Regions from separate parts of the Homo sapiens genome. Here region 2 is linked to region 1. The links are chromatin loops, found by intact Hi-C in ENCODE. Cell type or tissue: heart right ventricle. All regions are shown on one strand. Links, peaks and the distances in the headings refer to the core of each region. The heading gives the core; the rest is flanking DNA. Region 1 overlaps LINC02005 (long intergenic non-protein coding RNA 2005). Region 2 holds the start of LOC101927296 (a long non-coding RNA gene).

Region 1 (16,117 bases), core at 4,276-12,275:
TCTGTTTTAGCTTCCTGCCTTTGTTCTCCCATAGCAGCCAGTTCCTCTTCTAAAATGACTCCAATCATTTCATATCATTGCTGCCTTGTCTCTCTCTCATAGTGGGATACAGGCTTCTTAAGACCAAGGACCACCTCTTGTTCTCTGTAATCTCCCCAGTGCCTGCCATATTATGAATGCTCAGTAAGTGACTGTTGAACATGGTGATGGATGGGCGAATGGGTGGATACATCTGTAAATGATCAACACACTGAAGGAAGTCACCACATAACTGTTTACCTAAGAAATGTCTATGATAATTAACATAAAGGTAAATAGTAGTCAGATTGGCTACTGTTTGTCAACTTAGATGTCAGTTATTGATTGAATTGGAATTTGTATTCCAAGGTATAATGGTAAGTTTAGTCCAAGCAAGGAGGCGGTAATTTGATGGTTACTGCTCCATTCTGTCATCTCCAGGGCCAGGCTCCCTGCCCCATAACCACAGCTCTACTTTCATCCCCATGCACATGTGTACTTTGAATACATACAACTCTAACCCAAAGTGGCTACTGCTCAGCTTTCTCCCTGTGATCTAGCCTCAGGCAAGGAAGCAGCTGGAGCTCCTCTGCTGCTCCTTTACAATTCTTTACACCATGCTAATGGGAAAACAAGGCAAGTTATAAAACACCATTCACTGTAGGACCCCACTTGGGTTAAAAAAAGAAAGAAAGTCTCTTACATGTGTGTAAAAAAGATAGAAAGGGCATGCCCAAATGATAATGGTAGGTATTTCTGGAAGTAGACAGACGACAGATGGAGAATTTTCTGGCTTTTTATCCCTATTTCCTAATCTTTTCTATAACTATACTAGATTTCTGATAAAATAAAAACAACACTTAAACAATAGCAATTCTGAATTCACAGCAACAATTGTGATGACTATTGCTTTATCATTCAATATATACTGCCTTTCCAATTCACAGTAAGTTCCTTGGGATCCGGTCACGTGATGCCCTGAAGTGTCAACTTCTTAGCCCTTAGCAAAGTGCTCTGCAGAGCAGGGTCTAGATAGCAAACAAATGAACTCTCAGTTTCTGTTTATAATTCGAACACTCATGCTTAGGAATTTTTCAGATTCTCCTCCCAAATTTTGTGAAAATCTAAAGGATATTTGTACATTTGGGGATTGTCAGTCCTTGGAATAATGTTGGCTTGAGGTCAGAAAGAAGAGAAAGTAAATGCCCAGTCAGTTATGCAAAAATATGCATTGATTCTGATGAGCTTTTAATGGTAATCCTTTTTCATCTTTTTTCCTCATTTTTCGTAAACACATTATTTTCCATTGCAAAGCAGACCTGTCTTCATGGTGTGTTTGTGCACAGGCTGAGAATCCAGGGAGAGACAAGGAAGCCAATGTTTACTTTTAAATTAATCCATCTCTTCTGAAAATGCCAAATGTGCATGGCCATAGCAAGACTGTCAGGGTCTTACTCAGAATGCATTTCATTAGGACTGTCATTTCTCCTGGGCTTCCAGCAGACCTGGTGAAGAGCTGACCTCAGGCCTCAAGCAGGGTCAACTTCAATCATAAATACCACAGATGAGTACAGTACAGGAGGACTATCATGTGGCTGGATCTTGAGTTGTGCCTCAAAAATTAGGGCTATGTATATATCTTCCAAATGGAATCAAGAGAGACTCCTCACACAATATGGAAAGAAACTTCCAGGAGAACAGGGAACAAAGAGTTAACAGCACAAGCTTTGCCATCTGGTAAACTTTAATTCAGTGCTGTGCTCCACTGGACCACTGTGGGTCAATGTCTCTTAACCTCATTTTCCTCATTTGTAAAATGTGGATATTGGTGGCTAGTCCACAAATTCCCTGAGAGGTTTAAAACAGATGACATGTGTGTTTCACTTAGCAAACTGGCAGTGCCCAAAAGACATTTTTATTAACATGAACAGTTGTAGCACAGCAACGTGCGATAGTTGAAGAAAAAAGCCAAAACACCATAATGAGAGAGAGGCTGTGGGTCCAATCTCTATTTTGCCACTAAGTACATCATCATGGACAGTTGTGTAATTTCTGGTTCTCAGTTCCTTCATTGGTGAAATAAATAAGTTGGCCTGACTTTAGGATTGCAAACTGGCCGACTACCGATGTGGTTTATTTGGAAATTGGAGAAATTCCCCCAAAATTGAGAAATTTCTCTAAAATACCTATATGCCTGGTTTCTAACAAAACTCAGGAGAGCATTTCCATATGGCTATAACTGAGCAGCAGAAAGCTTTTAAACAGGGCATCTACTCTCCAGTTCACCACAGTCTCCAAAAGTTCTTATACAAAGATCACCTAATTAATTTGCATTAATTTCCTGCTCCCTGTAACCATTTAGGTTTGCAACCCATGGATGAGACCAGTGGTTCTTAACTTGGGTGCATGTTAGCATCACCTGACAACTATTTAAAAAATAATAGTGCTGCAGCCTCCCCGAGACCAGTTAAATCAGAATTGTCAGTAGAGTCTGGACATCTGTATTTTTCAAACCTGTATCATTAAAAAGCTCTTCAGGCATTTGAAATCCACAACCAGGGTTAAGAACTGCTAGACAAGGTGTTTTCTATGATTGTGTCAATGAGGTAGTATCTTGATTTCATAATCATTCATTTTAATACCACTCTAGCCTACATGTATAGACAACTATTATATAAAAATTATAATATATGTTCAAAATACAACTACTATTCATTAAAACATGATGAAACACAGCAAATGAGAACCTAAGTTAATTCCGTCTGTGTCTTCCCTTTAATAGCCACAAGAATTTGGAGATTAATTTTTTGCTTATCCCCAAAATTATTTTATTTTTAAAAAAATATACAATCTTTTGTCACTTTTATGTTTTCTTTTTTGCATCTTATTAGTTACCAGTTCCTACATGAAGCTTTGAAACTTTTTCTAGATTTAATGTTTCGATGTTCTCCTGTAATTACTCTAGGCAAGGAAGAAAATGCATGCTATTACTCACATGCCCCATATTGCAAAGTAACATTTAAAAAAGCCATTAATTTCTTTAGAGAGGGACACCATTTCCAAATTCCAAAATATTCTCTTTACCCTCCCTTTTTCCTTTTGGTTCCTCTGAATATTTAGAGAACCTTCTAATAAATTTTCTCATCTACTTACAACTTTTAAAGTTTATTTTAATGCTCTTAAACTTTTAATTAAGAAAAGGAACATGTCTGATTTTATTACTTTAATTCACTTACAGTTGAATTTTTCATTTCTATCCACTGTGCTGTCTACAGAGTTTGGAGCAAAAAGTTCAAAAGCAAAATTAAGGTTGATATAAAGCAGTGATTTTCAATCCAGGGAGATGTTGCCCCCCAGGGGGCATTAGGCAATGACTAGAGATATTTTTGGTTGTCATGACTGGGTGTTGATCCTGCTGGCAACTAATGGATAGAAAATAGAAATGGGGTTAAACATCCTACAATGCACAGGACCTCACAACAAAGGGTAGGCTGACCCAAAATAATAACGGTGCCTAAACTGAGAAACCTGATATAAAACTTTTTTTTTTTTCACTTTGCTCCACATGGGTAACTAAGTTGTGGGCTTTCAATCCCTGACCATGGAAAAATCATTAAGAATATGCCTTCAGTTTAAAAACGTGAACTATTATTCTGCCCCCCTTCAAAGAACTTTGTGCTCTGAAATGAAGGGATATGTACAAATTCTGGCCAATTAGTCTGTGGCTTATTTAAGAACAGGAAGAGGACAAGGTGTGGCAAGGACTCAGGAAAGGAGGCAACCAAAAGAAAAAGTATTTCATTATATTTATGCTAATTCTTCATGCTTTACGTCTTCATAAACATGGGAAATTTGTGTGGAGAATGATAGCTCTTTCATGGGAAATGAGAACTTGCTGGTATTAACTGGCATAATTACAAACTGGCATGGGGAATCTGTGCATTATACTGTTTAAAAAAATGCATTATCCACAAAGAATGACCAGAGGTCTGTTCAAAAGACATATGGTCAATTTCTAAGACTTGAATCCTCTGGCTTTTAAGATGATGCTGGGTTGAAATGCACGTTCTTGAATTAGGAGTTCTCATGGACCACAGTTATACAGGATTCATGATTTTTTTTTTTAAAGATGGCTTTTGAAATGTGACTGGGATCAGATGAAAAACACCCTATAACAGCTTTTTCTTTTTCTTTTTTCTTTCTTTCTTTTTTTTTTTTTAGAGACATGGTCTCACTCTGTCACCCAGGCTGGAGTCCAGTGGCATGATCTTGGTGCTCACTGCAGCCTTAAGCCTCCTAGGCTCAAGTGATTCTCCCATCTCAGCCTCTAGAATAGTTGGGAGTACAGGCATTCGCCACCATTCCCGAATAATTTTTGTCTCACTTTGTTGCCCAGGCTGGCCTTGAACTCCTGGGCTCAAGCAATCCTCCCACCTTGGCCTCCAAAAGTGCCTGCAGGTGTGAGCCACCACACATGGCCCCAAAACACCCAATAACCGGTTTCCTTTGGTCAGAACTGCTAAATTTATTTGGTAAAGGGTTCTTCTTGTCTCTAGCTCTACCTGGCCATTTCACGAAGCTCAATGAATACATCAGGAGTACAAACTACAAATTAGGTAGTGCATGTTTCAGATAAAGGTTGAAAGAGATAAGAACAGATAAGACACATCATGGGACCAAACCAAAGAAAACACACCTTTGGGCTGGGTCTAGCCCACAGGCCACTAGCTTGAAACTGATAGACAAATAAGCTCTAAAGTCCTTTTCAGTCCAAAAATTGTATGGTTTTATTTTTAGCAAGAAAACTCATTGCTGCTAGGCATATTTTTAAAATGCGGTTATTTCCCTTATTGTGTCATTTCCCTGCTCAAAAGTCTACAGTCTACAGTTGTTCCCTACTGTCCCTCAAATTAAATCCAAGCTTCTAAAAATGCAGAGCTCTACAATCTGGTCCAAGCCTCCCTTTCCCCCCTAATTTCACAGCATCTTCTGACATTCATTCTAGCTTTCAGCCCCAGAGGATTTCACGTTGCCTCAACCAAAACATCACCTTCCTATCATACTTCCCTTCCCTATCATACTTCCCCTCCTGGAGTCTTTCTTTGCCCAATCACTATCTCAAAGCAGACTGCTCTCTCCTACCCTGTCTTGTCCAAAGCCCATCATGCTCCATTCTCAAATGTCTTCCTTTTCAAGTCCTTCCTAATTCCCCCAGAGAGATGACTATTATCCTTAACACTTGAATACACCTCTGGCCACAATCTACCTGACAGGGTGAAATAGATAAGATTTTAGTCCTGGGCATCAGCTTTACCATTAGCTAGCTCTTAACTCAGGGCAATTTATTTAACCTGTTAAACCTCAGCTCCCTCACCTCGTTAATGAGCATGTCACCCAGGTTTGAGCTGTAACCCTTGTTCTCAGCAGGTGACTGCTTAATCTCTCCATCAGTTGTGCTTAGTTCACAAGTTGGTTTCTATAAGAAATCTAGTTATACCATGCAGTGTAGAAGCTCATGCTTTTAAGTAAACACCTCTTTTACTTAAACAAGTATTTATATCATCTTCAAATTCTTCCCTCTACCTCTCCCACCCCACCTCCTCAGCACTTTAACCACTCCCCCAGTTCTGATTTTTTTCTCTCTTGGTCTCTTCAGACATCGTAGATGTATCCACTTTGATTATGCAGAAAATTTCACTCTGTCTGTGATCCTACATTCATGCTTACAATCCTGAAGTCATCTTCCATTTTCATAAAACAAGGAAATTCTTGGCTTCTTAGAAAGTGCCGGAATTGCAGTGCTATTTACAATAGCAAAGGCATGCAATCAACCTAAATGTCCATCAATGATGTACTGAATAAAGAAAATGTGGTACATATATACCATGGAATACCATGCAGCCATAAAAAAAGAATAAGGTCATGTCCTTTGCAGGGACATAGATGGAGCTGGAGGTCAATATCCTCAGAAGACTAACACAGGAAAAGAAAACCAAATACCACATGTTCTCACTTATAAGTGGAAGCTAAATGATGAGAACTCACGAACACACTGAGGGTAACAACACACACTGGGGCCTTTTGGAGGGTGAAGGGTGGGAGGAGGGAGAGGATCAGGAAAAATAACTAGACTTAATACCTGGGTGGTGAAATAATCTGTACAACAAACCCCCATGACACAAGTTTACCTATGTAACAAACCTGCACGTGAACCCCCAAACTTAAAAGTTAAAAAAAAAAGTAATGGAGATATTAACAATTTTTTGCTACTAACAATAGTAGTACCCATCTTATGGTATTGTCATACAGAGATGTAATCCATATTTATGTGTTTAGCATAGATCCAGCGCATAGTTAAGTGCTCAAATCTTAGGATACTGTGATTACAGTTCATCTTGTTTTGTCTTATAAGATTATAGACACGTTAAGGGGAAGACCCTTATTTTATTCATCTTTCAATAAATAGCACAAAATTCTGTTCTCTGCCTTGGCTCCACATCAGTCACCTAGAGACTTTGAGCAAACGCTCAGGTCCCCATTCCACATCAGGCACATCAGAATGCCTCAAGTGGGGGCCTGCGTATCAGTGTTTTCCAGGTAACTTTACTGTGCACCCTGGCTTGCAACAACCATTTAACCTATTACCTTACATGCAGCAATAATAACTGCTACTGCAGGTCTCACTCTTCTTACAGGATAAGCATTATCCTAAGCGCTTTTTTGCCTGGATTACCTCATGACAGTAGTTGCTAAAGATCCCCAGGTAATTCCAATATACAGCCGAGTTTGAGAACCGGTTCCTTATTAAACTCTCACTACCGCCTCTTGCAGTAGAGTGTGTTGTTATCCACGTCTTACAGTGAAAACTGAGGTTTAGGGAGCTTAAGCAATGTGCTGGAGTCCTTCAGACAGCAAGTCAAGGGTGAAGATGAAATTCTGACTTCATTCACAGGTCTCCAGGCTTTCTTAGGAGGAAACAAGTAAGTGTTGCTAGGTTGAGTTCTCTTGCCCTTAGCCTCACAGCAGTTGTTGCTAAGTGGGAGAAATGTTCTTGTGATGCTCCATTTTCTTTTCCCTGTCACAACCCAGGTCATGTTTTTCACTAGCTGTTCATATTGGTACTGCATTTCTACCCTCTCCATGATGCTTCTTAGCCAAAGAGATTTAAAAGCCCTGATATGTTATTTTGTACCATAAAACAAATCCTGAGATCTTGGCATACTTAAAGGAGGACATGCCTTGATTTCAAATCCATATTTGCAAATAAGAATATTCTCCCATCCTGTGCATTAAGATATTTGGTAATAATAATGACCTACTTTTGTTATACTGCTTTATAGATTTTAAATGAGGTAAGGTGGAATAATGTCTCTTGAACTCTAAAAGGTTTGCAGTTTGGGTTCTAGCTATGCGTGTGAGTAAAATTTTAGTTACCTAAGAGATTTAGCTTAATCTCATAAATGATTTTAATGTAAGAGAAAGTAGAAAACAATCTAAGCCAACATTTCCCTTAAAGTCTTGATAGAAAAAAACCATAATTCTCTAGCTGGAAGAAAGAAGTAGCCAAGTCATAGTGTTGCCAACACATAAAGTATATGTTTACCCAAATGAAATATTTTTGATTTGCTAATTTATGAAGCTGTGCAGTTGGGCTAGGCTTTTCTCACTGGTTCCTCCTTCTCCCTACACTACTGTAAGCATGCAGGATTCACCTTATCCCCCATTCACCTGCTCTATAGAAGCCCCCACTTCCAACATCCAGATCAATGGTTCTCAAGCTTTAGGATACATCAGAACCACCTGGCCAGCCTATTAAACCACAGCGTTCTGGACCCCACCCCCAGAGCTTTTGATTTGCAATTCTAGGAGGTCCAACTATTTGCATTTCTAAAAAGGTCCCAGGCATTGCTACTGATCCAGGAATAACACTTTGAAAACCATTAAGTTATATGATCAAATGATCTATTAAAAGCTGAAAAATTTGTGCTTTTTCTGAAATTTCAATAATCAGGAGCATGAGGGTAAAGCATGAATATCTTTTCATGTCTAAAGAAGCACTTTGACTAACAGGTGCTGACAATAATATATTAACAAAGCAACAAGTATTTATTGAGCCCTGCTACAGTCTAAGTAGATGCCCCTGCGTCTACTTAACATTGGCAAAAGCAACGAGGTATTGTGAGAATTGTAGCAGCCCTGGTTACCTGTAGGTGGCAGAATATTCTAGCATAAATGACTTTTTAAATTTTTCTCGTAAAATGATTGATAACTTTCAGAAAGATTTACCAAAATCACTGTTATTTTTAAAAAGAGAAGGAAACATTTTAAAGTATAATGGATATAATATTCTATACAAGAAAAGGAATGTTATAATTTGCATCATGTATTTGGTAGGTATTGAAAAAGCAATATTTAATAGTGCTTATGAAAAATAAGTATTAAACACTATATGCAAAGCTATGTATTAAGTGTTTTACATGAGTTCTGTGGCTTAATGCTCGTGGCAAGCCTATAATGTTAATATTCCGGTTAAATAAAAAAGAAATCTAAGGCTCAAAATTCTACTCATTCTTCAAGTCCTGTTACATGTAGGCTTTTAGTTGTTTCATAAAGCTTTTGCTTAACATCCCTTTATAGGAAGCAATCTCGTGCCTTCTTCCTCCTCTCCATCTCTCATAGTAGTTTTCATATTGTTTGTTGGATTACTGGTGTTCGTGTAATCATCATATTCCTCCTTTGCAAGAATGTTGTAAGAATTAAAATTTTAAATGAGGCAATGTATATAAAAGTAATTTGTAAACACACACACATACAAATTATTATAAACATATTCTGTTTAGTGAGTTGAATGGTGGACCTTGTAAAAGAAAATCTCAGAACCCCAAAAGGAAAAAAAAAACTAAGCTGAAAGCTGAGTCCTGCAAGAAACTGCCTTTCCTTTTGTTCCTAAGCAGATAGTTACAGACGAAAGGTAAGATATCTCCACAGCGAGCTGCTCTAGGTTCACTTTATCTTTATGTAAAGTGATGATTTACTGAACATGAGTCAAATACACGATTGACTATTCTGCTCCTTTTCTCTTACAACATGTAGATTCAGTAATATGACCATACCCTCCCCCTTTCCCCTCCAGCCTGCTTTTCCCCTTTAAATATTGAAGCCCTCAAAATCATCTTTGGAAAAAGGAACGGACCACAGACTGCTTCTGTGATTGTGTATTTCTTTTTTTTTCTGGGCATGTTCTTAACCTTGGCAAAATAAACCTCTAAATGATTGAGATCTGACTCAGATACTTTTGGGTTTAAACCCCAAAAATGGTATGTTCACATCCTAATCTCCAGAACCTGTTAATGCAACCTTATTTGGAAAATGAATCTTTGCAGACGTAATTAAATTAAGGATCTCAAGATTAGATCATCCTGGATTATCCCAGCAGGTGCTAAATCCAATGACAAGTGTCATTAAGAAGACATACAGAGAAGACAATCACAGAGAGAAGAGAAGGCAATTTTAAAACACAGGCAGAGACTGGAGTTAGGCAGCCAAACACTGAGGAAAGTCTGGAGCTATCGAAAACTGGAAGTGGCCAGGCACAGCGGCTCATGTCTGTAATCCCAGCACTTTGGGAGGCCGACGTGGGAGGATCACTTGAGATCAGGAGTTCAAGACCAGACTGGCCAACATGGCGAAACCCCAACTCTACTAAAATTACAAAAATTAGCCTGGTGTGGTGGTACTCACATGTAGTCCCAGCTACTCGGGAGGCTGAAGCAGGAGAATAGCTTAAACCTGGGAGGTGGAGGCTGCAGTAAGCCAAGATCATATCACTGTACTCCAGCCTGGGTGACAGAGCAAGACTCCATTTCAAAAAAAAAAAAGAAAAGAAAAAGAAACTGGAAGAGGCAAGGAATGATTCTCCTCTAAAGCCTTGAGAGAGAGTATGGCCCTGCTGACACCTTGACTTTTGGACTTCTGGCCACAAAACTTTGAGATAATTAATTTCTGTTCTTGTAAGTCACACAGTTCATGGCAATTTGTTACAGCAGCCCTAGGGAATCAATCCACACTGTAATAATAAAAGCTAAGATTTATGGAGCTCTCAGTACATGCGTGCCAACCCAACACATAAGTTTGTTCAATCCACATAACCAATCTATTAGTTGAGTCCTCTTAGAATCCATATTCTATAAACCAAGAAACTGAGGTCTAGAAAGGTTAGGTAACTTGCCCCAGGTCACACAACTACTAAAGGGCAGTTAAGAGACTCCAACTGCAATTGCCCTGACTCTAAACATCCGTCCAGCCACTACCTTTAAAACCTTTTGGTGTACTATAGGAAATAAAAGGTGAAGAGACATTCCTCCTTTGTTTAATGAGTAGGTTCATAACTTTTTAATGAAGGAGGATTTAACAAATTCAGAAGGAATGTTTTCTTAGTAACATTGTCTTAATGGCACAGTCATTAAGATTGTTAGGAAGAAATTTTGTTTTAGGTCTATTAGCAAGATAACATTGGAGCACAGAAATTGTCAAACCGAACACAGTCCCCACGATGTGGAGAAGAAAAATCAGAATCTCCATGGGGAGGTGATGCAATTATAGTTTGAAGGAGCATATTCAAAGTTACAATTTTATATTTCTTAGGTGAAAAGAGTTACTTTTCTTTTTAATATTTGTTTATTAGATAGGGTCTTGCTATGTTGACCAGGCTGGTCTCAAACTCCTGACCTCAAGCAAAACTTTCATCTCAGCCTCCCAAAGTTCTAGGATTACAGGTGTGAGCCACCTTGCCCTGCCAATTTTTTTAACTTAAGGAATTTTCTTCTGGAGTCTTCCTTTAATTTCATGTTCCTCAAAGTGTAGCCATTACTTGTTTGTTTGTTTTTTCAATTTAAGAGATAAGGTCTTGCTATGTTGTCCAGACTGGTCTCGAACTCCTGGCCTCAAGCAATCCTCTAGCTTCAGCTTCCCAAAGTGCTAGGATTGCAGGCGAGAGCCACCATGCCAAGCTAGTGAAGCCATTTTACTCCAAGTGCCTACTTCACCTAAGTGCTTGGTTTGTTGTTCTTGTTGTTTTTAAAAAAGAAAACTCAGGCCCAGACCTACTGAATCAGAATCTCTGCATGTGAACCTGGGTATAAGCCTTTTAACAAGCTCTGAGGTTGAGCAATAAGTTGGAGAACTCCTGCCTTCACATTGTCCACAACTATGGTGCCACCAAAGGAAGATTTCATATTACAGCAGCCCTAGGGAATCAATCCACACTGTAACAATAATAAAAGCTAAGATTTATAGAGTTCTCAGTACATGTGCACCAACCCTACACATAAGTTCATTCAATCCATATAACCAGCCTGTTAGTTGAGTCCTCTTAGAATGGAATTGGTTTTACGTCAGTCGGTGGATTTCAGATAGGGTCTTAATGCCACTAGTCACTTTCTAATCTTGGGCATCAAAACCCTGAAACTCAGTACAGTGAGTGGTGTACCATCTTTATGCTAGGAGAGTAAGGGTGGTGGATGGTAAATTTTAATGTAAAAACATAAAGCAAAAATCAGTGATACTTAAAATTACTCTTGAAAAAGGAAAATAATTTCGGTTGCCCAGCATTGAGAAATTTCTGCTTCTTCCATTGTAAATGAAGACTTCTTGCTTTTAAGGAGTGTGTGTGTGTGTGTGTGTGTGTGTGTGTGTGTGTGTGTGTTGGGAGGGAAGATAAATGCATCTTTGAATACTTAACTTGTTCTCACCCCAGTGTGATTTGTTTTTCACCCAGTGAGAGGAACAAAGTGGTGGCGATTAGGGGCAGAATAAATAACAGGTCTACCTCTTCTTCACACCAACTCCTGGACACAAGATCTTTATGTAGAACATAGAACAAATTTGGAACATCATTTTTTTTCTCCCTTATTCCTTCAGCTTCTTTCTCCCTTTCTCTTTTTGCCAAAGGACTGTCATCAAATTCACATCAGTGAAATAGATTAATGATGGGATTCCAATACATTCTCCTCCGAAAAATGGATATCTCACCTTGAGAGTGTTTTAAATTACATCCTTAGTGCAGTGTCTGGCATGTCATAAACATTCAGTAAAAGGGAGTGATCTTTTTCAAAGCTGCTCCTGCTACTGTCATTAGTGTCAGGGATGTTTGAGAATTAAACAAAATATATATCTAAGAAACCTAGACTACAGTAGATGCTTTCAAAAATAGCTAGTATAATTATTTTCATAGCATGGCCAAATACCTAGGCCTTGAAGATGCTGAAGACATCCCTGCAGATTGCCATCCTGTATATGAGAGGAACATGTCATACTGGCTACATGAAGGAATTATGAGTTTCTGTTTACATGGAGGGTTTTTTTCATCTCATATTAGAATTTCTATCAACAAAGAAGTCTTTCCTTTGAGAATAAAATACCTAGGAATGCAACTTACAAGGGATGTGAAGGACCTCTTCAAGGAGAACTACAAACCATTGCTCAATGAAATAAAAGAGGACACAAACAAATGGAAGAACATTCCATGCTCACGGATAGGAAGAATCAATATCATGAAAATGGCCATACTGCCCAAGGTAATTTATAGATTCAGTGCCATCCCCATCAAGCTACCAATGACTTACTTCACAGAACTGGAAAAAACTACTTTAAAGTTCATATGGCACCAAAAAAGAGCCCCCATTGCCAAGACAATCCTAAGCAAAAAGAACAAAGCTGGAGGCATCACGCTACCTGACTTCAAACTATATTACAAGGCTACAGTAACCAAAACAGCATGGTACTGGTACCAAAACAGAGATATAGACCAATGGAACAGAACAGAGGCCTCAGAAATAACACCGCACATCTACAACCATCTGATCTTTGACAAATCTGACAAAAACAAGCAATGGGGAAAGGATTCCCTATTTAATAAATGGTACTGGGAAAACTGGCTAGCCATATGTAGAAAGCTGAAACTGGATCCCTTCCTTACACCTTATACAAAAATTAATTCAAGATGGATTAAAGACTTAAATGTTAGACCTAAAACCATAAAAACCCTAGAAGAAAACCTAGGCAATACCATTCCGGACATAGGCATGGGCAAGGACTTCATGTCTAAAACACCAAAAGCAATGGCAACAAAAGCCAAAATAGACTAATGGGATCTAATTAAACTAAAGAGCTTCTGCACAACAAAAGAAACTACCATCAGAGTGAACAGGCAACTTACAGAATGGGAGAAAATTTTTGCAATCTACTCATCTGACAAAGCGCTAATATCCAGAATCTACAAAGAACTTAAACAAATTTACAAGAAAAAACCGCATCAAAAAGTGGGCAAAGGATATGAACAGACACTTCTCAAAAGAAGACATTTATGCAGCCAACAGACACATGAAAATAATGCTCATCATCACTGGTCATCAGAGAAATGCAAATCAAAACCACAATGAGATACCATCTCACACCAGTTAGAATGGCAATCATTAAAAAGTCAGGAAACAACAGGTGCTGGAGAGGATGTGGAGAAATAGGAACACTTTGACACTGTTGGTGGGACTGTAAACTAGTTCAACCACTGTGGAAGACAGTGTGGCAATTCCTCAAGGATCTAGAACTAGAAATACCATTTGACCCAGCGATCCCATTACTGGGTATATACCCAAAGGATTATAAATCATGCTACTATAAAGGCACATGCACATGTGTGTTTATTGCGGTGCTATTCACAATAGCAAAGACTGGGAACCAACCCAAATGTCCATCAATGATACACTGGATTAAGAAAATGTGGCACATATACACCATGGAATACTATGCAGCCATAAAAAAAGGATGAGTTCATGTCCTTTGCAGGGTCATGGATGAAGCTGGACACCGTCATTCTGAGCAAATTATCACAAGGACAGAAAACCAAACACTGCATGTTTTCACTCATAGATTGGCATTGAACATTGAGAACACTTGGACACAGGGCAGGGAACATCAAACACGGGGGACTGTCATGGGGTTGGGGGCAGGGAGAGGGATAGCATTAGGAGAAATACCTAATGTAAATGACGAGTTAATGGGTGCAGCAAACCAACATGGCACATGTATACATATGTAACAAAACTGCACGTTGTGCACAGGTATCCTAGAACTTAAAGTATAATTAGAAAAAAAAAAAAAAAAAGAAGTCTTTGCTTTAAATGTTTGCCAGACCAGCAGTCTCCTGAAATACTGATCTACTCCTTACAGGCCATTAACCCAAACCCAGCTAGATATTTTCTTCTTCTTCTTCTTCTTCTTCTTCTTCTTTTTTTTTTTTTAGAGAGAGGGTTGCCCAGGCTGGTGTGCAGTGGCACAATTATAACGATCCTTCTTCCTTAGCCTCCCCCAGCTGAACAGTTCTAATTGGCTAGAGAAGAAAAAGCTAGTTTGAATGACCAACCTCTTTCCTAATTTCTCATTCCTAAAGATATTGAGGAAAGAAGAAGAGATGTCTTGACATGTCTGTACATTACCGTGATCAGTTTCTCCACGGAGCTAAATTTGACCGGTCATTTTTGGAAACATAATATTATTTATTCATTTACAAAAACACAGATCCCTGTCTGCAGTTCTGTTCTTGTATCATTAGCCCTCTCCACTGGATGGAATTATTTGCTACATAATTGCATTCTCAGACTCCTCCATGCTTGGATCCCTGATGTGATTGACAATAATGACTCCTCTGGTGCCCACTGGTATATTTACACAAGCCAATAAGAAATGCAGCAAATCACTCAATATGATATCTGGTTTTAGGCACTGCATCTGGGATATAGCACATCATCCTTAAAAACTGTAAAGAAACCTAGAAATGTAAGAAATCCAGGATGAGGTGAGATCCATCAGTCTATTTCAGTTTAATCTTATGGAAAAGAAAATAAGAAGGAAAACTGAAAAACATTCAAATGAGCTTCCAATTGACAAAAGGCAACAATGAGAACAGATATTTAGACCTCACTGTAGACAAACTACTGAGAAGGAAGAATTTAGAACAGTTAAGACACATTGCTGTTTTTTAAAGAGCTTCATTTGCTTTCCTTGACTTAATTTATTTTAACATGTAAGCTGTATCATCTATTTCGGGACTAACAATTCTTTAGTTTGTGGAAGCAGTATTTCATCACAGCATTTCAAGGCTTTACACACATACACTCTAAGGACATACCATACATACCAGATAAGTGCAAAATGGAACAAGGTAGGGCTCAATTTTCTTTGACAAAGTAGATATAACCATTTAAGTAGCAATTAGATCAAGAAATAAGACATTACTAGCACCCTAGAAGGCCCACTCAAGCCAAGGAGCTACTGTCCCCCAAAAGGTAACCAGTGACATCTAACACCAGAGATTTACTTCACCTGTTTCTGAACTCTTAGACTCATCAATTTGTGTTCTTTTGTGCATGACGTCTTTGCTTGACTTATATTTCTTTGATTTTCCCATGCCATTACATTTGCTTGTTCTCATTGCTTTAAAGGGTTCCATTGTGCAAGCTATAGTACTTTTTATGCATTTTATTATGGATGGACATTTGGATTGCTTCCAGCTTGGGGCTACTGTGGATAGTATTGTTATGGACACTCTAGTACAAGTCTTTTATGCACAGCCTGGCCAATTATTTTGGTTATATAGATAGGAGCCAGTTTGCTTACATATGTTTAGCTTTACTAAATATTGTCAAAGAGTTTTCAAAGTGGTTATATTTATTTGCACTTTTACCAGCAGTACGTGAAACTTCCAGTTGTTCCATATCCTTACCAATACTTCGTGTTATCTCCCTTTTAACATAGACTTTCTGGTGGTCTGAAATAATCTCTTAGGTTTAATGGCATTTTCTTGACGACTGTTGAAACTGAAAACCTTTCCTTGTGTTTTTGAATTTTAATTGACACAAATAATTGTACCTATTTATGGAGTACAAAGTGATATTTCAATACATATACATAACCTGTAATGATCAAACCAGAGTAACTGACATCATCCATCACCTCAAACATTTATTATTTATTTGTGTTCAGAACATTCAAAATCCTCTGTTCTAGCTATTTGGAAATGTACAATAAATTATTAATGATAGTC
Region 2 (16,117 bases), core at 2,702-10,701, 330 kb after region 1:
CAGGTCTAAGGAGGAGAGATCCAAGGCAACCACGTCAGTAATAAGGAGCCATCCAGCCCTCAATCTCTTTAGTCTGGGGGAGCAGCCCTTGACCTCTGAGCCCACTGCTTTTTGACCTTGACCTCCATACTTCTGAGTGTCAGCAAGAGCGATTTGTCCAGGTTTATTGTGTGTGGACATAAGCCGGTGGGCTTTTGGCTATGCCAGCACAGAGAGACCTCATGAGTTGAGCCAATGAACATCTGCTCATCGTGGGATAAGAGTTCTCTGTAGTTCGTGTTTTGCCTCATGCGAGTAAATAGGGGTTTATTTCCATCCTTTGGTTTTTAGGTCAAGTGGTCTTTCTGGGTGGTCTGGGACATGACATGAAAAGTGATTATTTAGGATTCCTCTTGTCCTTCTTTCAACAATGCCGAGCCCACATTAACCAGAGTTCTGGAAAATGAGTCTTTCTACTATTAGGAGTGGGCAAATTCTTTTCGTAATTAGTTAGACCACTTTAAATAGCTCAAAGAAAGACAGCCACTTTCCCTGAAACAACTTTATTCATAGACCTGAGAATTCTGAGAACAGCTCAGAATGTATGATTTTTTTTTTCATGTCCTAGATTTAGGAATTGGAAATAGCGAGGCTGACAGTCAGATTCTAGTACAGATGGAATTTTTGATTCTTCATATTTTATCATAAGAGAAATTAGAAACTTTTAGAAAGAATCGCCTAACCTAATATCTACTGCACATTCGAGGACCTCAGCATTCTAGCTGCCCTTTACTATGAATGCAAGATATCCGTTTCTAATGGATTTTCAATATTGAATTGATAAGATCTAGGATGAAGTATAACTTGTGGCCTTAAAAACCATTTACTGGTTCATATCCTATGCGGAGGATAGGAAGTGAGTAATGGAAGCTGCCTTTTACTGAGCACCTACTTGATGCCAGTCCCTGCATGAGGCCTTCTCCATATATTGTCTCCTTTCATCCTTACCACTGTGCATCAGGAAGGTTATATTGTCCCCATTTCACAGAAGGTAAAAACTAAGACTCAGCCAGGTGCAGTGACTCACGCCTGTAATCCCAGCACTTTGGGAGGCCAAGGCAGGTGGACTGAGGTCAGGAGTTTGAGTCCAGCCTGGCCAGCATGGCAACACCTACTAAAAATAAAAAAAATTAGCTGGGGGTGGTGATGAGCACCTGTAATCCCAGCTACCCAGGAGGCTGAGGCAGGAGAGCCGCTTGAACCCAGGAGGCGGAGGTTGCAGTGAGCCAAGATCATGCCATTGCACTCCACCCTGGGCGACAAGAACAAAACTCCAACTCAAAAAAAAAAAGTAGCTGGGCATGGTGGCAGACGCCTATAGTCCCAGCTACTTGGGAGGCTGAGCCAGGAAACTTGCTTGAGCCCAGGCAGTGGAGGTTGCAGTGAGTCGAGATCACCCCACTGCACTCCAGCCTGCGCAACAGACTGAGACTGTCTGGAAAAAACAATAACAACAACAGCAACAACAACAACAACTAAGACAAAGTTTATGGGACAGGACTAGAGAATATGCACATTCTCCACATTGCTCTGTCTGTATGTCCTCAGTTCATAATTGAATAAGCTTTTGTTTCATGGCTACAGATTTGTTCTTCATAGATATATTGTACTTTGTTTCTGACTGCTCCTGGATGCAAAGTTGATGTGAAAACCTGACAGGAGAGATGTAATGGAGATAATGTTCTGAGTTTATGCTGGTGAGGTGCTGGCAAGGCTGGGGCTTAGAAAACAGAAGTCTCCAGCTCTCTAGTTCCTTATCTGTGGAATGGGTATGGGGATACTTGATGGGTTGGTATGAGAATACTCTGATTGAATTATGAATATACAAGTAAATTGATTTGATGACTCCTTATTCAGCATCTTTTAGTATTGAGGCTGTGGATGGCATTAGATATACAGTGGTGAATAATAATAGTGCTCATTTTACAAAGGGCTTATTATGTACCAGAGAGCGTATTAAGTGCTTTCCTTGCATCATCACTTTTGATTTCAAGCACAGAAAAAACATGAGGTAGGTAATATTAACCCTACATCTACTTAAGATGAAGAAACTACCGCCCAGAGAGGTTCAGTAACTTGCCGAGATCACGTAGTCCGTGCACAGCAGAGCTGAGATTGGGAGCCGACAATCTACCTCTAAAGCCTGTGTTTTCACCATGACATCCTAATGTGTGGCTCCATCTACTGACACAGAGGGTCCCTGCCCTCAGGAAGCTCACAGTCCAGTGGGGAAAGGACAGAAGCGAAGCAAACATAAAGACAATGCACAGCTAAGTGCCATGAAGGAAAGGGACAGAGTGAGATGAGAGAAACAAGCAAGGAAAACCACGTGAGACTGGCGAATGCAGGAAGCCCTCGCTGAGGGGGTGAGACCCAGAAAATGCAGGAGGCAACAAGTAGGGAGCAGCATGCCTCGCCTTGGCAGGGGGACCACCATGTGTGAGCCTAGACATGGGAAAAATCTGGATACCAGGGGCTCAACTAAAGTAGCTGCTCATCATGAGTGCATGTGGTTATTGGTAAAGAATACTTTGAGCTTAAAACGTATTCCCAATCAGTTGGAAGAAGAACTCTGCAGCTCTCTCTCCGGATTTAGTGCCTTCTCTATTTTGTTACATATGTTCAAATTTATGAACATGAAAGGGATTCAGCCTTTGCTTGAATGCCTATAAGTGGCCACATTTCACAAATCCTCTCCCTTCTCCCAAATGTGGGAAAACAGAAGGAAGGAGAAGTTTTGAAGTTCTGCCTCCAGATATTTCCTCAGTGGTCTTTTATGGGGCTTGATTCCTTAGAAACTGACATGTGTTCATAAAACATGGCATTCCTCTGCATATATATACACACACGTATACATAGATACATGACTTAACAAAATTATAACTATGAGCAAGGAAGCCCTCAAAAAAGCAGTTATTATAAATGCTGAAACATGCTATGCATAAAATTAATGAATGTTAATTTATTTGCTCTGCTTTTAACAGGGCCACATCATGGAAACCACCAGAAAAGATTTCAAGAAAAACCTTTCTGCTAGTACCTACCCAGACCTTTTGACTCTGGCATAGAAGGCAATATTTAAAAAAGAAATTATATAGATAATATATATAATTTTATTTATATAAATACATATATATTTTATTATAAATTTATAATTTCTTATATCTGTGATTTTCATATATATGAATCAGATCTATGATTTTCATATATATGAATCGGATCTGTGATTTTCATATGTATATGAAAGATGAAAGATCGTATATATATGAAAATCATAGATCTCCTGCCCTTCTGTGGTATGTTTCACCTCCTGAGACACACTGAATATTTTCCTAAAATTTAAACTAGGATTATGTTCACTTTTAATTTGCATGCCTGGGTAACAATGTCACTAACCTTTGCTACTCCTTTATAAATCGAAATTAATTAAACTGGAGCTTGCCAATGAAAACACAGCCTTTTAAACATAGATTTCTGGTCTGTAGCCCCGTCTAGGAAAAAAAAAATCTCTTTTATTAGAAATTGTTGATCTCACATCAAAGCAGCAAGAGAAAACCAAATTCTCTTTCATTTTTAATAAAAAGGCTTTCTGATCTCCAAGGGCACACCTGACCGTGCCACTTGCAGTACAGGCAGCCTGTGATAAGTGGCCCACAGCAGTCAAAGCCTGTGCTTTCAGAGTTCACTGTTTTTTCCGAACTTGATCTGTTCAGAGAGGCTAATTTGTTACTCAGAGGGAACTTGAAATCTCCCTGTGATTGCCTTGATAGCTGGTGGTAATATGCATCACTGTGGTTTTTAAGCTTTTTTAAAGACTTACTTTGACTATCTTTAAGAGAAAGGAGTTTTGTATTTTCTTGCTTTACATAAATTAAGCCTCAACTTTAAGTTTGCAGCTAGATTGTCTTCTGGTCTCCAAAATTCTTTGATATGTTTACAGCCTTGACTATTAAAAAGGATGATGGTATCTTGCCATGCCTTCTTTTTTGCAGGATTCTATATTAAATAGTAAAAGTCAGCCTGTTAGTCCAAATGTTTCCCAAATACCCTGAATATAGTGCCTTGTGAAAGGAGAGGTCCCGGGGAAGTGTAAGCATGCCCTGTGATATCTACTTGTAAGAAATATTTCATTTCACTGAAACTATCCATTACTGATTTTTGCAAATCCAATAAATTGACTCCCAGGCTCTGAACTCCTTTTACAGAATGCTTTGGATCCTTTGCCAGGGTCTCAGTGAATGCGTTCTCTACTTGTTCATTTCCTGCTGCTTTTTGAAAAGCCTTCTGCCTCCTTTCTGCCAGTTGCATCTGTTCATTCCTAAATGAGTGCAGCTTCCAGAAAGCAGTGGCCAAGGACATCTGAGCAATGGGAGGGCTGTGTGCTCTCCTGCTGTGTAACACTGAGGTTGATGCTTGTCTTATGAAGCCATTCCATCCCTGTAGTTGTGCCACCATATTTTTCTTCGGACCTTTAACCAACTGTTCTGTTTTTGTGATCATATTTTTCACTTATTTGAAGTGCTGTAGTAAATATTTTTTCATAGTATTCCTTATGACCCTCAGTAAAACTTTGGGTTTTTTTCTTCCTGCAAAGAATCCCTATACAGTGCTTTTGTTGTTTGATATTTTATATGCATAAATGTGTGTATTTGTATGTATGTACATATATTAATGTGTACATATATATATATAGCTATTGCAATTTGTGACTATTTAAATAAATGGTATTATAATTTGTTCTAAAGTTTCTTAAGGTAGTCCATTATGTAATCTCTAAATAATGAGAATTGTTTCTCTCTTTCAAATATCTCTTCCTTTTGGCCCCGTATGGTGGCTTATGCCTATAATCCCAGCACTTTGGGAGCCCAAGGTGAGTGGATCACCTGAGGTCAGGAATTTTAGACCAGTCTGGCCAACATAGTGAAATCCCGTCTCTACCAAAAGTACAAAAATTAGCTGGGCATGGTGATGCATGCCTGTAGTCCTGAGCAGCTACTCAGGAGGCCGAGGCAGGAGGATCACTTCAACCAGGGAGGTGGAGGTTGCAGTGAGCCAAGACTGTGCCACTGCACTCCAGCCTGGGCGACAGAGCGAGACTTCTTCTCAAAAAACAAACAAACAAACAAACAAACAAAAAAAACTCTTCCTTTTATTGTGTTTTTCTTGTCATATTTCATTGGCTAGAACATCCTGTGCTATCATAACTTTTCATTTAGACACACATCATTGAGGTTTGAGTGAATTCATAGTTAGCAATTATGTCCTAGAGTAGTAATTCCAATTTTGTCATAAAATATAAAAACTGCAGACTGATACAAGTAATTCATATTAGGTACAACTATTGAAGAACAAATTATGTCATCTCTAAATAATGAGAATTGTTTCTCTCTTTCAAATATCTCTTCGTTTTGGCCAGGCATGGTGGCTTATGCCTATAATCCCAGCACTTTGGGAGGCCAAGAGCAAATCTTCTGTAAAGTGAAATATTCCTCCAAAAACAAAGAGGAAAATTATTGCAGTTCCATTTATCAGGTGCTTCCAAGAGGTCAGATACCAGGTTCAGAGGTAAAAACTCACTGTATTTGATTCTCACATCAAATTTCTGAGGTCTTACCATTGTGCCCCTTTTACTGCCAAGGAGACTAAGGCCTAGAATGTAAGTAACTTGTTAGACATTGTCATAGCATGGCGATAAATGCAGACCCTTCTGAGGAGCACACAGCCTGCTCACTTTATAGCACTAGCATGTTTTGATGCTTATGGCCCCAAGGTAAGTTAAAATGTCTTTCATTTTTATGTCAGTAACTGGAAAGTCTAAAAGTTAAATTAAAAAGAATTCCACTTGTGAGGAAGATCATATCTGGATGTCTATCTCATGTGTATCTCCACATTTAGTGTTACTGTCGATCAGGGGCCAGCATACTTCTTTAAAGGGCCAGAGAGTCAATATTTTAGACTTTGTGGGTTATGCTGTCTCTGTCGGAACTACTCAGCACTACTGACGTGGCATGAAAGCGGCCGTCGACAAGATGAAAGTGAATGGGTGTGGCTGTGTTTCAATAAAACTTGATTTATGGACAGTGAAATTTGAATTTCATATAATTTTCACATGTCATAAAATATTATTATTTCAACCACTGAAAAGCTTATAAGCCTTACAGAAACAGCCCATGGGCCAGATTTGGCTCACAGGCTGTAGTTTGTCAACCCTGCTCACTACACTGAAGTCTTAGAACTTTGACAAAACAGAGAGGGAGAGGTGCATGCAACCACTGCTTCTACAACTCGTCCTTCCCCATGACAACAGGTATTTAACAAACATTTCTGAGGGCCTGCTACTGCATGACAGCCCCAATTTGGGCAGGAAAGATACAGAGACAAAACAAATGTTTTTCTGGAGGTTTTGTAGTCTACTTGGAGAGGCGTTGCAGGGTGGAAGAGGTAAAATAATAATAATAAGAAGAATAATTACAACGCAGTATGCAAAATGCTTTAGACTTACAGCAGAGTGTGCAGCAGCCATCGACTTCAGCAGGCATCTGGTGGATGCTGGGCTTCTAGAATCTCAGGCCCTCTGGAAGTGCATCTCAATCCCCCTCAGTATCTTGTAGCAGGCTAAGTCTTTTTGGAGAGACTCAACAAGTTTTTAGGTCGTGTGATGGAGTTCCTGATTGCACACTGCTGTGCTGGAGGCAATTCAGAGACCTCAGAGCAGCGAGCGAGCCCAGCATCTTTTTAATCTGGCGCCATCTGCCCGCCTACCCCTCCCAAATGCACATTTTGATCCTCTGAAGCTTGGCAAAGCTTTCCTCAGCTGATCTCAGCTCCTCAGAATGAGAGTTAATGGGGAATTGGAGGGCTGTGCACTGGCCCCAGTAAAGATGTCCAGAGCGTGAAGTCTTTCTGCAGGCTGAGCAGAGGAGGGGTGCTGACGGAGTGGCACGCACAACAACCCGTTTAACGAGTCCACCGGCAACCCAGTGCTCCTGAGGGAAAACATACATTGGCAGCACTTCCCCGTGCCTGTCTCCTCCTTTTTCTCTTGCTGACACGTCTCACTTGAATTAAATCCTGGGCTCTGCCATGCCAAGAGTCTTTGGTTGTATTCCTGCTGGCCTTTTCCAGCTGCCTAGCTTCCAAGCCATGTGCAACACATTCCTTCACTAGCTCCTGTTCTTAAATGTAGAGGTTCTCCGGGGCTCTGGCCTCAGCCCACTGATTTTCCAGTGTTTACACGCACCTTGAGTGATGTTATCCTTGCTTGTAGTTGTATTACCATCTGGGTGCTGATGGCTTTTGAATCAGTATTGCCAGTGAGACCTGCCCCCTAGCTTCAGGTTTCTTCCTCAAACTACCTCCCCAAGGGGCTCACCTCTTCCTTATCAACACCTGCTTGCCCCTGCTCCCCCTACCCCTGCTTTCATTTTTTTCTGTGTGTGTGTGCTTGTGTGTGTACAGACACGCATGTAATGTAGGACCTGGGAGTCTTTCATTGTCCTCCTTTTTCCTTTTCCCGCCCCTCTGCTAATTGAGACCCAAGTATCTGGAGGCCTTGATTCAGGGTTGGGCTGTAAAGACAACTTGGATTCTATTCAAAGAGTCTTTTACTTTAGTTCACTCTTGTTGTTGTTGTTGTCGTTGTCACAGGGTCTTGCTCTGTTGGCTGGGCGGGAACATGCAGTGGTGGGATCTCGGCTCACTGCAGCCTTAGCTTCCCGGGCTCAAGCGTTCCTCCTGCCTCAGCCTCCAAAGTTGCTGGGACCACAGGCACACGCCACCACACCCAGCTATTTTTTCATTTTTAATAGAGACAAGGCCTCACCATGTTGCCCAGGCTCCTCTTGAACTTCTGGGATCAAACAGCCCTCCCACCTCAGCCTCCCAAAAGTGCTGGTATTACAGGTGTGAGCCACCACACCTGGCCTAGTTTACTCTTGATATAGCTAATTAGCAGCCCCAAAGATATATAGGAGACAAAGCAGTTTGATATAGCTCTCTGTTACCTCTTTCTTCTCTAAGCAGAGTGCCAGGGGTGTCTTTCCATATGCAAACCTGATGATGTCATCTGCCTGCTTAAAACTCTTCTGTGTTCCCCCCTGCTTTAAGGGCTGACAGGTATGGATGGGATGCAGGTTTTGCAGTGCGCCACCCCCAAGGAACGCCATTCTCATCATAGTCTATGTGAATAACACCTCCTACAGCTGCAGGAGCATTGTACAGCCTGTACTGCTGTCTATGGCAGCTCTGGCCAGTAAGGTCTAGCAGTGCTTGGCCTTAGACTCCTGTCCCACCACATCACATATGACCCTCTCCCTGGTAGATAATCCCAAGGTTTCTGAGTCAGTAGTTCTGGGGTCAGGTATAAAAATCTGCCCTCCTATCACATTCCCGGGTGATGTGATGCTACTGTTCTGGGGAACACACTTTGAGAACCACTGGCATAGCCATAGCTTGACGTAACTTGATGTTTTTTCTGTTACGACTCTTTACTCACTTAGGGCTTCCAGGACATGCCTGGACATGGGCTGCCTAACCCAATTTTGCAAAAGCTGGGGGTATCTCCATTTTATAGAAACAATTAATGATCCCACTTACTCTTTTTAAATTAATATTGAACTCTCCATGAAGCCCATAAACACATTCCTTGTGGAAGAACTTGAAACAGTACAGATTAGTCTAAAGTTCCTTCTTTCTCTCATCTTTGCCCCAGAAGTTAACACTCTTGTCAGTTTGGTATATATCGCTTTTAGACTCTATTCTGAGTTTGCTGGTAGAAAATAGCCTTCGTGCTGGCATTTCCCCCTCCTCTTACCATGAATCACATCATACTGAACCTCCTGTTCCACAGCTTGCTGTTTTTCATTCAGCTGTATGCTCTGGCCTCCTCTTTACGCTGGCGTGTATAGATTTTGCTCAGTCTCCTTGCTCTTCACAGCCACTCTTTCCCACCCTACTTTCTGCCCAAGGGACTCCATCAGCCAGTGCTCCCTGGCTTCCAGGTGGGTGTGGCCAGTGGGAGGAGATCAGAGTGAAGTAGATAAGTGAGGTTGGGGTCTCTCCCTTCGAGGTGGTCTCATGAGGGCTGTGGCTGTGGAGGGAAGTTTCCTGAACTCACTGCACCTCTTCCAAGCACATTCTGCCCTCTGCACCCACTTTGCAATTAGACCTGATTCATCTTAAGTACGTCACTTGTCTCCTCAGGGAACCTCACTACATAGGTGCTATGGGCTGGATATTTGTGCTCCCACAACATTCATGGGTTGAAACCCCATCTTCACGGTGATGGTGTTAGGACGTGGGGATTGGGGGAGGTGATTAGGCCATGACACCTCTGCCTTCATGAATGGGATTAGTGATTATAAAGGAGGCCCCAGAGAATTGCATAGTCCTTTCCACCATGTGAAGACGGAAGGCAACATCTATGAACTGGGAAGCAGGCCCTCACTAGACACTAAATCTTCCAGTGCCTTGATCTTGGAGTTCTCAGCCTCTGGAACTATGAAAATAAATGTCTGTTGTTTATAAGCCACCCAGACTATGGTATTATGTTATAGCAGCCCAAGCAAACTGAGAAAGTAGGTATACCTCAGTCTTTTTTTTTAAGTTTTAAAAAAATTATTGTGGTAAAATATAAATAACATAAAATGTACCACCTTAACCATTTTTAAGTGTACAATTCAGTGGCATTAAGTGCATTCATGTTATTGTACAACCTTTACCATTATCCATCTCCTGAACTTTTTTATCATCTCAAACCAAAACTGTATCTGTTAAACGATAATTACCTATTTTTCCTTCCCCCAGCCCATGGCAACCACCATTCTCCTTCCTGCCTCTTGAATTTGACTACTCTAGATACCACATAGGTGGTATCATACAGGATTTGTCTTTTTATGACTGGCTAATTTCACTTAGTGTAAGGTCCTCAACATTCTTCCATGTCATAGCATGTATCAGAATTTCCTTTCTTTTTAAGGCTAAATAATATGGCATTGTATATCACATTTTGTTTATCCATTCATCCACTAAATGAACACTTGGGTTGCTTCTACCTTTTGGCTATTGTGAATAACACCACTATGAATGTGGGCATCCAAATATCTCTTCAAGACCCTGCTTTCCATTCTTTTGGGTATATACCCACAAGTGGAGTTGCTGAATCATATGGTAATTCTATTTTTAATTTTTTGAGGATGGCCATACTCTTTTCATCTCCAGTTATGTGTATTCTTTGCTTTGACCTGAAAGACATAACAGTTATAATTGCCCTATCTGTATGGTATCCCACATCAAAGAAACTTATTTTAGTCGTGCATGTGAGGTCAGCTGTTTTTGTCTTAACCATTTATAATTTTGATGCTGGAAAATATTTTGGTGCACAAAACATATTACCAAAGTATTATACATTACAGAAACTCTACATCGTCTTGCTTGTGAAATGTGAAGCCATTTTCAAAGCAGATGTGTAAATTACAGATATGGATTCAATTATATGGCATACTGAATATTTTGATTGCCATTGCTATAGATTCTACAAATATCCTGTAGTTTCCTCCCTGCCATTTTGAGAATATTCTCTTGTGTACATTTCATTCAGCCTTTTAAAGAATCTCTTAGCATCCTTTGGGGCCTAAGCCTCGCTGTGACGTTAACTTTGAGGGCTTTTGTTTACCTAGTATCTGTTCTTCTATAAGTAAATTTTAGGTGCCAAAGAGCTCTCGATAATTATGCAATGTTTTGTTGAGAGCTCTTTCACATAGAAACATGACCAGCATAGCTTTTTTCACATAGAAAGAAGACCTGTTTGGAAAATCCTTGGCAAACTAGGATTATAAATTTAAAAGAAACTGTGATTTGTTCTGAATTGTATTATAACTTGCCAAAAGTTAGTCACACATATAAATTATACAGGTTAACTAAGTTAGCCAAAGTCACAGGGCTAGGAAATGGAGGATCCAGAATTTAAATGTGGATCTTTCCACTGTATCACCTTTCTATCCTTCCACATGTGGCCACCTGTGATAGGGTAAACGCACACACACACCTCCTTTCAGATGTTTGGACTGTTTCAACATGCCCCAGATGGGAAGTGAAATAAGCACTTTGTATTCTCCCTTTCGTGATGGAATTTGGGTTACTGGGATTGAGGAGGGGCCACCAAAACTTCAGCATGGCTGTGATAACCGAGCACAGCAACTTGTCCTCATTTTCCATTGTGTGTAGTGTTTGCTTTGACCCGAAAGGCTCCTCATAGCCCATTCCATAGGCACATGAGCACAGCCAGCACCAGACCAAGACCATAAATGGATCTGTAGAAGGTTTGGGCAGGTGTCCAGGACTCCGTGTCCTGTAACAAGTGTAAACGTTTTCTGGAGTGTTTGTTTTAAATGTCAGAACTTGAGGATAATTTTGGCCAGGGTTGTTTTTACATTTTTCATGGATGCCTATTTATAGGTCTGAATCTAAATCTATTTTTTATCCAGCCTACCCAGAAACCATAAAGAAAAAGATTGGTCATTTGACTATATAAAAATTTAAAACTTATGTATGGCAAAAAACATAACAAACTAGCAAGAGGAGATGAAGGGCTAATTTTCTCCTTTCTTAACGTGTTTCTACATGTCAAGGAAAAAGACACACTACCCAATAGAAAAGCAAGATAAGAATATAATCAATAGACATGTGAAAAGGTACTCAACTTCATTCATAATTAAGAAAATACACAACCAAATGATGTTGGCAGAGATGTAACAGTTGGATAATAGGCAACATTGATGGGTGTGTTGACATAAGCACTCATAAACTGTTGGTGAGAGTTTACATTGGTGCAGCTTTTGGCAATATCTATTAAAATTAAAATGTTCATTCTGTCTGGCTTATAAATTCCATAATCTATACTGTGGATGTAATCACAAAAGAGTGTGCCAAGATATGTATGTATACAGGCACACATACATGCACACAAGAATGCTACTTGTAACATTATGCAATGGAAACCCACCACAACAATATATCCCTTCCTCCCAAATTAGAAACAAGATAAATGTTAAATAACAATACATCTATACGGCAGGAAGCCCTATTAAAAAGAATGAAGTAGAGCTCCAAACGCTCAGTTAGACAGATCTACAAACTTTGTGGCAAGCATTTATAGAAGTTATTTCTTAAAATGAGATCTCTATACTGGTATATGCTTTTATCTGAAAGGATACATTAAAAATGAGCAGTAGTTAAACTTTGGGGACTGTTGTTTTAGGTATGTGCATAGGCCTGGTTTGTCCTGCTTTTATTTTGTACTTTTTAAAAGGACTTTTCACCCATGCATTATTTACTTAAATTAAAATTTGATTGAAATCCATGTGAAAATGGTTCTAACAGTTATAGATAACTAAATTTAGCTTTAAGTCTTGATTTCCTCTCTGCAATATAATTGTCCAGAGCTATGCTTTTGGAAAGGAAAAAATGGAGCTGAGAGCTGATTTCCAGAGTATGATCTAGATATATCCTGGGCTCTGCTTTTCTGTGGAAATCGATCTTTAAAAAATATTGGGTGGAGTTAAATTTGAAATAGAGATTCTGTAACGGGTGGATGAGGTCATTTCCTTATAGGAACTTTTTGGAGTTGGGAGAGAAGCACATTTATTTCTAGGTGTTTAAGAAGGGCTGATTGGGCCGGGCGTGGTGGCTCACGCCTGTAATCCCAGCACTTTGGGAGGCCGAGGCAGGCAGATCACGAGGTCAGGAGATCGAGACCATCCTGGCTAACATGGTGAAACCCCATCTCTATTAAAAATACAAAAAAATTAGCTGGGCATGGTAGCGGGTGCCTGTAGTCCCAGCTACTTCGGAGGCTGAGGCAGGAGAATGGTGTAAACCTGGGAGGCGGAGCTTGCAGTGAGCCGAGATCGCGCCACTGCATTCCAGCCTGGGTGAGAGCAAGACTCCATCTCAAAAAAAAAAAAAAAAAAAAAAGGGCTGATTGTTGGTGGAAAAGGAGGCTCTCACCCAATTACCTAGTCAGAAAAGGACACCTAGGCTTTTGTGTCCTTGGAGTCCTTTGTTTCTATACCACCAATGAATCTGTAGGGGTAAAGTACTGGGGTGGAGTGGTTATTCATGTTAGAAAACAGTATAGGGGGATTTTGTTTTACAATCAGGTATGCTAGATTTAGATGTGGCTTCCATCGCTTTCTCACTTTGTAATCTAGCTGAGTTTGTTTACTCGTCTGTAAAATGGGTTTATAGATAATATCTCCGGTACAGAATTGTTAAGTGCTAAATGAGATTATGCAGGTGAAATGCTTGTCTTTGTACCGGGAACATAGCCTTTGTATCTGCCATTATTGTTGGACTACAACTGTACAATTTTAGCTCAAGATTGTGTTCATTTCTGCCAGGATGAAACCAGCAAGCTTAGTTCATTGCTTGGAATTCTGATAGTTAATTGGGTTATAGAACCAGCACTGGTCAACCAGGAAAGCCAAGTCAGAAGATCAGCCCTCAACCGTTGGCTAGGTGCCTGATGAGAAGTGCAAAATATAGAAGATTCAGACCAATTGGTTGAAATTTCTTACATCATATATACTGGAAATGTAGGAATTTAAGTATATTTGTGTATTCATGGCCCTTAAAGCCCAAATCAAGACCAGAAAAGTTGCCTAGATAAGATGTGAGTAAACCCTAAGTATCACTCTCCTTCCTCGACCCAGTCTTCCAGCCCAGCCCTTTTATCATTAACTTTTCTCAACCAAAATCTTGATAGAACTGTATTTTATTGTTACACACATGCACAGATTACACATTATAGTCCATTTGCGTAATTCATCCATCTGCCTCAGACCTGCCTTAACCCTGAAGAGTAGTTTAGGGTCATCTCACATGTTTAACAGCATCAATTCCAACTTGAACTAAGTAGAATAAACAGATCCCAGACCTCCTACCTTAGAGACCCAGCTTTTCAATCTTTTTTCTATCTTCCTTTCAACATGATCAAAGCAGCATTCCCTAATCCTGAAGACAACACAAGTACTTCTAAGTATCCTTTGTTTGTCTTGCTTATCCCAACCAAGGGTAATTTTACATTTGCATTACTAATCACCTTCCTAAAATGCATTGTTCCTAAAATTAGATTAAATGTCTCTAAATGGTTTTATTTTGTTTGACAGTGGCAGCCTGACCCTTAAATATCCTATCTGTGAATGTACCAACTAGAAGGACATAGAAACCTTGTATATAGAAACAAATAAGATTCTTCTATTTTGTCATCTCTGAAGTATAATTTCATCAATGCACTTAAATTTTGTGGGTGTCTCTTTTCGGGTGCAATAAAAATTCATCCAAGAACAACAAACTAAGCTATTACCAATTACCATTCAACTGTGGGTCAGAATATTTTAGTCTAGTGGGAGAGTAATATTTCTTTGGTTGGTTCAGTAAAGGTTCAAAAGTCTGAGAAAATTGAATGAGCTTTATGCTTAGGTCTTAGTTCTGGACCTCCATGTTAAATTCTTGGTTTGAGGCAGGGAAAGATGAAAACTTACTTGCAGTGTAGTTAGTGTAGAGAGAGAAAACAGTGGCTGTAGTTAGGAACAAGTGAATGTTAACAAGTTTGCTTCTCAGGGGCATTGGTTAAACAACTTCTTAACTGGCCAGGGTCCAGCACGTTAATCATTAACCTAGGGCTGAGCATCTGCTGCCTGATGTATCCAGAATTAGTTTATCATTACCTCTAACGACCATCTTTTATGGTTCCGAAGAGCCTCTATGCAGTCTCTTATCACCGCCATGCCTAATCTTCATTTACCGGGAGCAGTGTGCTGATGTTTCTTAGTTAGACCAGAGTAAGAAGTTTATGGTCAGTTGATGAATTTTTAATTATAACTGTTTAAAAAGAAGACGATGACTATGAACAGCAGCTCACTCGTAGCAATCTTTGGACAGTACTTCGAAGTGACCCACTTTCCCATTTAACTCTTGGGAAGCCTGGGTTGCCCTGTTTTCGACTTTGGAGGTCCGTGGGCTAGATTCAGAGTGCCCTGGCAGGCTGGCTTGGGTTTGAGGCTGTGGCTGCAGCCTCCGCAACACCCTATCTCAGCACCTGGGAACTGGCCCTTGGTACCCGATTCTTTCTTCTTTGTGTGTGTGTGTAAATCATTTTCATTTTTTCTAATGATCAAAGTATACATTAAAATAAATGAAAGCAATACAAGTCCATGTGTATGGTAGAAAATCTGGACAATACTAAAAATGTACAGAAATGGCTTTTAAAGATTAATTTTCAACCTATAAACTAAGCTACTTTTCATTTTAGTGTCTTTTTAAAAACAGCTTTTAAAAACATTTTAAAGGGCTCATCATGTTCAAGAATGAGGGAATGTTTGGCTACAAGGCCTTCAGTATGACTCTATCCTATAGCTGGAGGTTTAATAATCAATTATATTAAAGCTTTTCTAAGCCTCCAGAAGGGTTTGTCTGGGTCTTATTTACTATAACAGGCAAGTTAAAGAAACTTGAGTTTAATTTATATTTCAGTTCACTTTTTTTAGACAACAAGTGCAATTTGGGCTTTATTTATGGAAGGAGAGAGTTGTCCTTCTCCCCGGAAAAAAAAAAGAAAAAAAACAACTAAAATTCCCATATGACGCTATTAAATGCCTGCCATTGGGTTTTATGTTTCCAGGATATTGTCCACATAAATATATGCAATGTTAAAAGAATGTGGATGCCTAGTAGCGTGTACGTTTTAGCCTTCTGAACCAAGGGTTTATGAAACTGGTTGAAGAGTGTTTTATTGAAACAAGACAAATATTTATGAACAATTTAGAATCATCTGTTTTGAAATGTAAAGTGCGTTCCTAGTGGTGCACAGAGTTCCAGGTGTTTCCTGTCTGAATTTGGAACGGTTCGCTGCTGTGATGGGCTTACAAAGTTGTGCTCTCCTAGCTTTTAATCAGAACTGAAGAATCACGCAGCTTCCCTGCTAATGCCAGAGCAACTGAAAGCACTCACAGGAACACACTTGATTAAATGAGTAGAAAGCCTTCTTGAGACACCTAGGTGTGTGTATGCTGAGCTGTTA

What was found. Peaks named below come from ENCODE experiments on the same cell type or tissue, not always from the same donor. Only the 100,000 strongest peaks of a DNase experiment are listed, where the experiment ranks them.
Region 2: a loop joins it to region 1, with 6 times the contacts of the local background. A loop is called at or near these places in 15 of 110 quality-filtered maps.

Annotation. Positions count from the first base shown.
Region 1 is chr3:73,840,464-73,856,580 of GRCh38, reverse strand. The region is part of intron 2 of LINC02005 (long intergenic non-protein coding RNA 2005); the gene reads right to left. Among named protein-coding and RNA genes, the nearest start is that of LINC02005, 39 kb to the right of the region's middle. In heart right ventricle, for the core only: a CTCF peak has its summit at 8,227 (motif pointing right); no DNase peak of the experiment used is centred there.
Region 2 is chr3:73,512,068-73,528,184 of GRCh38, reverse strand. The region is part of intron 3 of PDZRN3 (PDZ domain containing ring finger 3); the gene reads left to right. It overlaps LOC101927296 (a long non-coding RNA gene), which reads right to left and starts at 6,863. Exons shown (of 2, transcript NR_121660.1): 1 at 6,542-6,863. In heart right ventricle, for the core only: no CTCF peak of the experiment used is centred there; DNase peaks (open chromatin) are centred at 6,795 and 7,047; H3K4me3 peaks cover 699 bases; H3K27ac peaks cover 5,056 bases.